Regions from separate parts of the Homo sapiens genome. Here region 1 is linked to region 2. Evidence: read pairs that join two places in POLR2A ChIA-PET (ENCODE). Cell type or tissue: Panc1. All regions are shown on one strand.

Region 1 (4,000 bases), 350 kb after region 2:
TGTGAACGCTGAGCACTTCTCAAAGGCCAAGCACTGAGTTCAATGCTCTCTCAGATCATTGGATTAATTATTGTCACAAATTAGCTGGTGGAAGCTCCACTGTTCAGGGGATTTCACAGAGGAGGACTCTAAGGTTTAACAACTGACCCGAGGCACTTGGCTGGTGGGCAGTGTCTCTGGGCACCTCCCTAGCTGACTCTCCTATGCCACCTGCCTCGTGACCGGGCACATGGCCGAAGGGGTGAGTGGGTGCCAAAGGTCGACCTTGAAGCGTGTCACCCGCTCCCTGGGGAACTAAGTGTTCTGTGTGGGGGCTGAAGTGCAGAGATAATAGTGGAATTTACCTCTCAAGACTGCAGGGCTAAGTGTGACTTTTGTTTGATAAGCTTGGGTTTTATGTCTTTAGGAGCAAACAAACAAACCATAAAGTGGCAGTCTGTTGGAGTGAGTCCCAGCTGAGCTTGCAGGAAGGGAGAGGCTCTGGGCTCTGCCCCTGGGGAAGAGCGAGAGAGGCAGGCACAGTGCGGGTGGGGGAGACTCATAGAGCTTCCCTTTCCTCATGTGAAAAGTAAATCGGATTCTATGGTAATAACCCAAAGCTCACTTAAAAGGCTCATTAATGAGGAAAACAATAGCAGTAAGAACAATGGCTATATTACACTGATGCCGTGTGCCAGACAAGATACTGAGAACTTTCTATGTATCATCTTTTTGAATTACCCCATTTTAGATATGAGGAAAGTGGGGATTAGGCATTTAAAATGTGCCCAAGCTCATACAGTCAGTGAGTGACAGAGCTAGGTTAGAAGCCCAGCAAGACGTCCAGGCCCCACGCCCAGCCACTAAGCTTTACTGTGGAATGTTGACAGTGATGATGTAAGAGGGGGTGGCGCGGATAAAGATGGCCATGATGATGATGATCATGACTCCAAACTCTTTGCTAGTTACTCCATTCTTAGCCTCTTCTAGAAGTGCAAGCCTCCCCTGGCTGCCCAGCCATAGGGGATAAGTAGCTTTGCTTGTAGGGAAGAGGTACCAGGTGAGCATGAGCACTCCTTTACCTGTTCAGTTCCATTTCCAGGGAACACTGTGCAGCGCCAGCCTGGGAGGCCACCCGTGCAGACGTGCTGAAGGAAGACACTTCCCAGGGCCGTGTTGATGCAAACTCTGTGGAGCACAGCTCCCCGTGCCCTGAGGTGTTTTCCTGGCTCTAGGCTCTGGCCAGCCCTTTTCCCTCCAACCTAGCATGGTTCCCTCTGCTTCATCTCATCTGCCCAGCCTGGAACGCGCTGCCTTGACTTTTCCACGTGCTTAAAGCCTACTCATCCATTAGGGCCCAGCTCAAGAACATGTGGTTGGTTGCTTTGTTCTTCCATTCGTTCATTCATCCATTCGTATTTTTCGATCATGTTTACGAATCTCCTGCAATGTGTCAAGTATGTGTGGTGTAGAGGGATGAGCATGGGTTGGGGGTGCCAGGCATAGGTTCGATCCTGTCCCTTCTCAGCCATGTGACTGAGCAAGTTGCTCCCTGAGCTTCAGTTTTCCCATCTTTAAAATGTGGATTATCAGTGAGACTCTGTGAGCCCAGAGAACCATAAGCACTAACTTTCCCCTACAAGTCCCCTCTGTCACCCCCTCTCACACCCTCTCTGCATCGCTAGCTCCCCCTGGCCACTGTTCGAGTGGGAGCACGCTAATTCAGCAAGTCAATCAATGGTCACAAGGAAGATGCCAGGGCCGAGGGCTGGTCTTCTCTTAACTGTAGCATTAAGACCATGACTAGATTCAAGGCAAAGTCTCAACAAGAGCTGGTTGGCTCCCCAGGCCACTGTGCAGTTCCGTGGAACACAGGCCTTCCTGGGTGTCCAGATCAGAGTCAGGGGAGGTATGCAGGCCTTCAGGTCTTAAGGGCCATCCTGCTGAAGACTTGTCAAGAGAAGGGAGCACAGCTCCCTCCTGCTCCCATCTGAGCCAGCCTAGGCAGGGCCAGCACTTGGTGATGATGACATGTCCCAGTCAGGTGCCTGACTGGTGAGGGTGCCTGGTCTCCCTCTATGTTCCAGTAGAGACTCCATGTTCATCCTGATGGAGGCCGGCCCTCTGAGGGGAGGGGAGGCCACCTTGAAGGCCCTGCCCTTGGCCTGGCAGAGCCTTTTCCTCCTTAGGGGCTGACTCAACCTCATGAGGATGGACGAGCTTCTCAGGAAGGGACCCCAACCACCAAGACTGAAACCCTCCTTTCTCCCGTATTGGCAGTCATTCTCGTTTACATTGGATGCAGTGGTCACCCATTGCCCAGTCTTTCTAATGTGCCTGGCCTCTTCTCTGTCTTAGCCATGCAGGACAAATGCAAAGGGCAGCTAAGAACCTAATTTAAAAAGCCCGCAGGCAAAAGGGCACTGGGTCGAGACACCAATGCCTGGTCCCTCTGGGGATGCACTTACATCATCTGAGAATTTCTTCCCAAATGAGAGAGGAAGAGACAGAGCTACAAAGGAAGAGAGGAAGAAAAAGGAAAGCTCATGACAGGGAGAGACTGAGAAAGGGACAAAGTAGGCCCTGTGGGTGCAGCCCAAACCGGCCCACATGGGCTTTGATGACAGAGCCGAGGATTTGCCTTTTGCTCAGAGGAAGGGAGGGGGCTTCAGGGCGGCTCTGGGGCTGCAGAGTCAGAGCCCAAGCCCCTAGCAGGTCCCCCAGCCCGGGAGGCAGAGTGTGCAGCCAGGGCAGCCTCTGGACACCATCAAATTGCACACAAAAACCTGGGGCCTCCATGGGAACTGCAGATTATACAGAGTGAGTGGGGAGGAGGGCAGGGGATTGAAATTTTATTCTTTCTTCCTCCTTCCTTGAAAATTCCGATCACTAAAAGTAAAAACATACACACACATACTCACTCACACACTCACTCACCCATGCACATACCATCTTCAACGCCTGGGCTATTCCATCTTTGCCAAAAAGAACCAAGATGTTATCTGTGAGGTATGTCTGCATGAGCTTAGACAAGACCAAACCTACATCCTCTCTCCTTGCAAAAAAAAAAAAATGCATTTACTTTTCTTCCAAATCCAACAAAAATAAATTTAAAATGTTAGAAATAGTTACTGAGCTTCTAGAAATTGTTATAGTACCGAAAGTGAGGAAATTAATTGTTACCTGGCCCAGGCACTTCACTTTCGCCTAAGCCCCAAATAAAATGGATTTTTCCTCTTCTAGTGATCTATTGATGTATAATGAGCCATCTACAACTTAGTAGCTTAAACCATAGCACCAATCCTTTTTTATTAGCTCTCATAGTTCTGGTGGCTGACTGAGCTCAGAAGGGCCACTCACGGTCCTTTTTGTAGATGCGGTCAGGCTAGGCTGGAGTCACCTGAAGGCTTCTGGACTGACAGGGATGGTGGTGGATGGTGGTTGACGTTGTCTGTTGGTGGGATCTCAGCTGGTGCTGTTGGCTGGAACACCTCTATATGGTCTCTCCATGTGGCCTGAGCTACCCCACAGCATGGTGTCTGGGTTCCAAATGGGAGTGTCCCAATAAGACCAGGAGGAAGCTGCATTGCCTTTCATAACCTGGCTTCAGAAGTCACAGAATGTCACTTCTGCCATAGTTGCAGGTCCACCCAGATTCAAGGATGGACAATAAACCCCACCTCTTTTTGGGAGGAGTGAGAAGACCATTTGGGATAGGAGATCTTATTGCAGTCATCTTGGCTAATGCATTTTCTCCATGTTTTTAAGTATGGAGGTGGTATTCTTTTTAAAAATTATCGTCCTCGTTATCACCATTGCACCAATGTACATGGGTCATGGGCTCCCCAGGCCAGCCCTACCCTTTGCAAACCTGTTCAGACTTCCAGCTCACTAACTTCTCCCCCTCCAGCCCAGGCCCCAGGGCATTCAACCCAGATCTCAGAGGCCTGTGCCCTCCTGCCTTGGGTCCCACAGTGCAGGCCTCCAATATTGTCACTGTTGTCCTCATTCCACTCTTCCA
Region 2 (4,000 bases):
AACAGGTGAAAGGTTGAAAGATGCACTGTGGTGCATCTATACCATGGAACACTGCTCAGCAATACGAAGGAATAAACTATTGATACACACTGCAACCTCGATGAATCTCTAGACAATTATTCTAAGAAAGTCCAATCCTAAAGGTTACATCCTGCATGGTTACATTTACATAACATTCCTGAAATGACAAAATTATGGAAACGGAGAGCAGATTAGCGGCTGCCAGGGGCTAAGGAGTGGGCTGGGGAGGCAGGAAAGTAGGTGTGGCTACACACGGTCACCATGAGGGATGCTTGCGGGGATGGAGATGTCCTGTGGCTTGACTCTATCAGGGGAGTATCCTGCTTGTGATATTGTGCTAAGTTTGTGAGCTCTTACCATTGTGAGATACTGGATAAAGGGTACCCGGGATCTCTCTGTATTACTTCTCCATATAATTTCTTAGACCTGCATGCGAATCTACAATTATCTCAAAATAAACAGCCTGATTTAAAAAAACTGTTTATTTTCCCTGCAACAGATCTCCTGCACTCTTTTTAGCAGTTGCTGTTGTATTTCATGGACTGCCTCATGTACTTGGGTGGAGGATTTTTTTTACTTGTTTTGTGAATTTTTGGAGGGTAAGAATTTGATCGAGGAAAAGGTAGCTGAAAGCTAAGGAGAAAAAGTGTTTTCCTGTCTTTCTTTGAATACCTTTAAACTCTCTGTGGTCTTACATTGAAAAGCGATGTCTTGGGTTTTGACTCTTGACTGTGACAGGGCCTGGGGGTGAGAGGGGTCCACAAGCTGAGATGAGGTCTCTGAGCTGCTGTGACAGCCCATCAATGGGCTTGCACTTTCCTGTATTTAATGTCCCCAAATCCACCTTGGAAATACCCTAACGTTTTTGTTAACTGACCATGTTTGCGGGTGTCACATTTTTTTCCCTCTTAGTCCTTTCATGGTTCCTTTTCTTCTCTTTGTCCTCTTCCTCCTCTTCTGGCTGATTCTCCTCTGACTTAATAATCAATAGTGGTATTTAACACGTAATAAGAATCACTTAAGTGATTATTTACCACTGAATGTTCCAGAGTGTGAGGTGTTCTGGGATGTAAGGGATGCACAGAATCCACAGCCATTGTCATGATAATTTCTTTTAAGGGACTTCAGCTTTCTAGGAAAACACCGTGTGTGGTTTATTCATATTATCCGTTAGCCAACCCTTCATTATCAAGAGAAGCAAAGGAACTAGAGTGCATAATTCTTTTGTTTGAAACGTAAGCCTAAGAAAAATGTATTCATTGACAAGCTGTAAACAGCAGAGAGGAACTACCTGGAGTGAATTCAGCGGTTCCGGAGTCTTGGTTAGCAGCCCTGGGTGTGGGGCACACACACACAAGTAAGCAGCTCTGTCCTGCCATAGTCCCAGTTCACTGTGACAGATGATAGTCACTTAATAGAAATGACAAAGGTGACAGCCAATGTTCCTAAAGCCCATAACCATTGCCAGGTTCTTGCTCGAGAGCTTCCTGCCTGCTCTCTCCTGGTTTGAGTTCCCTCTCTGGAGAGGAGGTTGAGAGCAGAGGTGGTTCTCTGACCACCAAAGTCCCCAGCTTATGGGACTCCATCCCTGAAAAACACCCAGCAGAAGGGACCCAAGGTGATGTTGCTGCAGAGATGGCAACTCAGGACTCACAACTTTTCAAGTCTGGGTAAATGAGAGACAAAGCAAGTCCTTGTGAAGTGATCTCCATGCTTTTCAAGCAGGGTTGTAACTTTCAGTCCAAAAGGTAGTGCCTGGGTCAGGCTCTTTGTGGGGAGCAGTGAGGAATGGCAGCATAATGGGTCTTAGATTTTCAGTCATTTGGGGCCTAAAGAGTTAAAAGCCACCTGTTTCCTTAGGTTAAACAAGCACCGCCTAGGTTTCAATGTTAGTTCTGTGTTGATTTCCATTGATTTAACAACTTGTCTTTTACATCAGCTTTTGAAAATTTCAGATATGAATTACTGGGTTTCCAGCAAATCTGGAAAGAGCCTACATATTATATTTATCTCTTCCTTTTTATTTTTAACTTAAGTGTGGCTTTTTCTTTAATTTCTTTAGGTTTTTTTTTTAAATTTAATTCCAAGGGATCAAGGAATGGTAACATCATAAAGTAAGCTCCATAGTGAACATAAGTTGCTGCTTTTCCTCCTCTTCCCTGTCTTGTTGTATTTTTCCTCTTTTGGTGGAATGACAGAAAGGAACACAGAAAGGGGAGGGTGCTGCAGCCTGGTGAGGCTCCAAGGCTTGCCCTTGGCCTTGAGGAAGCTGGCTGCATCCTTGCTTGTCAGCAGCACTGTGCATCTAAGCAGAGTGCAGACACCTCTCCCTGCTGGTCTCCCGTGAGCACCAGGAGGCCTCATCTCCTCCAGACCTGCCAGTGGGCCTGAACTCGTGGTGATCATCATGGTGCCTGAAGCTGAGTATAGAACATTGAAATGACATTAAGAGGACATAAAATGTGAAAGGCTTCACTTTGGGCTGCGTCATCATTATCTGGCAGCTAATAAAAGCTTTGTCAGTACCACGCAGGTTGCTCAGTTCTTTCTGTACATCATCTCATTCAGTGCCTCTCAAACTTGACGCTTGTAGAACCAGCTGAAATGCCCAAGTTTGTGACTCAGTAGGTCTGGGTTTGGGCCTGATAATTTGCATTTCTCACAAGTTCCCAGGGGAGACTGATACTGCTGGTCCTCGTTTTTGAGGTCAAAGTTAATCGGCCTAAAACAACCCTGTGGAGTAGGTAACATTATCCTCATTTCACAATGAAGAAACAGGCTGGAAAGGTCGGGGTTTGGCCACAAAGCTCACTGTTACTTCCACCAGCATCTCTAAGCATCATTAGCTTATCAGCAGAAGTAGCAAGTACCTAAGAAAGTTGTAGAAGACATCCGTGGCAGAGACCCAGTGAGCTGTGGTGGGTGTGATAGGGTTTGAGAGTCAGGCCCATGGAATCAGTAAGATCTGGGGTGGTGCCTGGGGACGACCAGCCCTGGAGGGGGCTGTTGGGGGTAGTGTGCTGGTCTTGCTTGTTATCATGAGAGAGCGGTGCTAGAAGGAGACCTGGGAAGGGGTTACAGAAATCTGTCCTGTGGATCACTTTCTTCCAGTCCTCATGTCCTTGCTGCCAGCATCTCATGACCCTGTTTGAGTGGTATTCTGTGTGTCCATGGCTCTCTTTGAGTGGTATTCTGTGCCTGCCTGGCCCTGTTTGAGTGGTATTCTGTGTGTCCATGGCTCTCTTTGAGTGGTATTCTGTGCCTGCCTGGCCCTGTTTGGTATTCTGTGCATGCCAAGGCCCTGTTTGAGTGGTATTATGTGGGTGCCGTGGCCCTGTCTGAGTGGTATTCTGTGGGTGCCATGGCCCTGTTTGCATGGTATTCTGCCCATGTCATGCCTCTTCTTCCCTTCACGTTTCTTTTTCCATATTTTCTGTGAAAAGGGGACAGGAACAGTAAAACCATACAGAAGAAAAACAAATACCAATTTCTTTTAGTGTTTGTTTTGTGATGTACAATTCTTTAGGCCTTTGAAATGAAAAAAGGAAAAGTAAAGAAAAAGCTTCCCACAAGTATGGGAAAGGGAGGGAAGCCTTGGAAGAAATAGGCAGGCTCTTTCCAGATTTGTCGCCTATGCGTAGATTCAGATCTGCAGACCCGGGTATAAGCTTGGCAGCAGGCAGGGTGCAAGGCAGGTTGCAGGCGGGCGGCCTCCTCGCCAAATCCTGTTGACATGTTTTGTTTGGCTTGAATCGTATTTGAAAAATATTCAAATTAGTTTAAAACGTGGAAATTTTCATAATAAAAAACCCCATTATCCAGCTTTTGTTGAAGAATTGGGAGTGCTGGCATCAGGCTGCTGGTGGGTTGGTGGCCTCCTCTGTGAAAAGACCTGGCTCCTAGGTCATGGCCCCTCCAGCATGGGACAGGGGCCCTGGAGTGTGCCACTGTCCCAGGCCTAGAAAGTTCTGGACTTGGA

The links. ChIA-PET counts read pairs that join two places held together with the same protein. Peaks named below come from ENCODE experiments on the same cell type or tissue, not always from the same donor. Only the 100,000 strongest peaks of a DNase experiment are listed, where the experiment ranks them.
Region 1: POLR2A ChIA-PET joins it to region 2 with 6 read pairs; 2 of 35 experiments call an interaction of 5 or more read pairs at or near these places.

Annotation. Positions count from the first base shown.
Region 1 is chr2:111,185,469-111,189,468 of GRCh38, forward strand. No RefSeq gene overlaps it. Among named protein-coding and RNA genes, the nearest start is that of BCL2L11, 67 kb to the left of the region's middle. In Panc1, no CTCF peak of the experiment used is centred here; no DNase peak of the experiment used is centred here; H3K27ac peaks cover 1,483 bases.
Region 2 is chr2:110,833,180-110,837,179 of GRCh38, forward strand. The region is part of intron 9 of ACOXL (acyl-CoA oxidase like); the gene reads left to right. Among named protein-coding and RNA genes, the nearest start is that of ACOXL, 100 kb to the left of the region's middle. RefSeq lists an enhancer at 3,376-4,000. In Panc1, no CTCF peak of the experiment used is centred here; no DNase peak of the experiment used is centred here; H3K27me3 peaks cover 341 bases.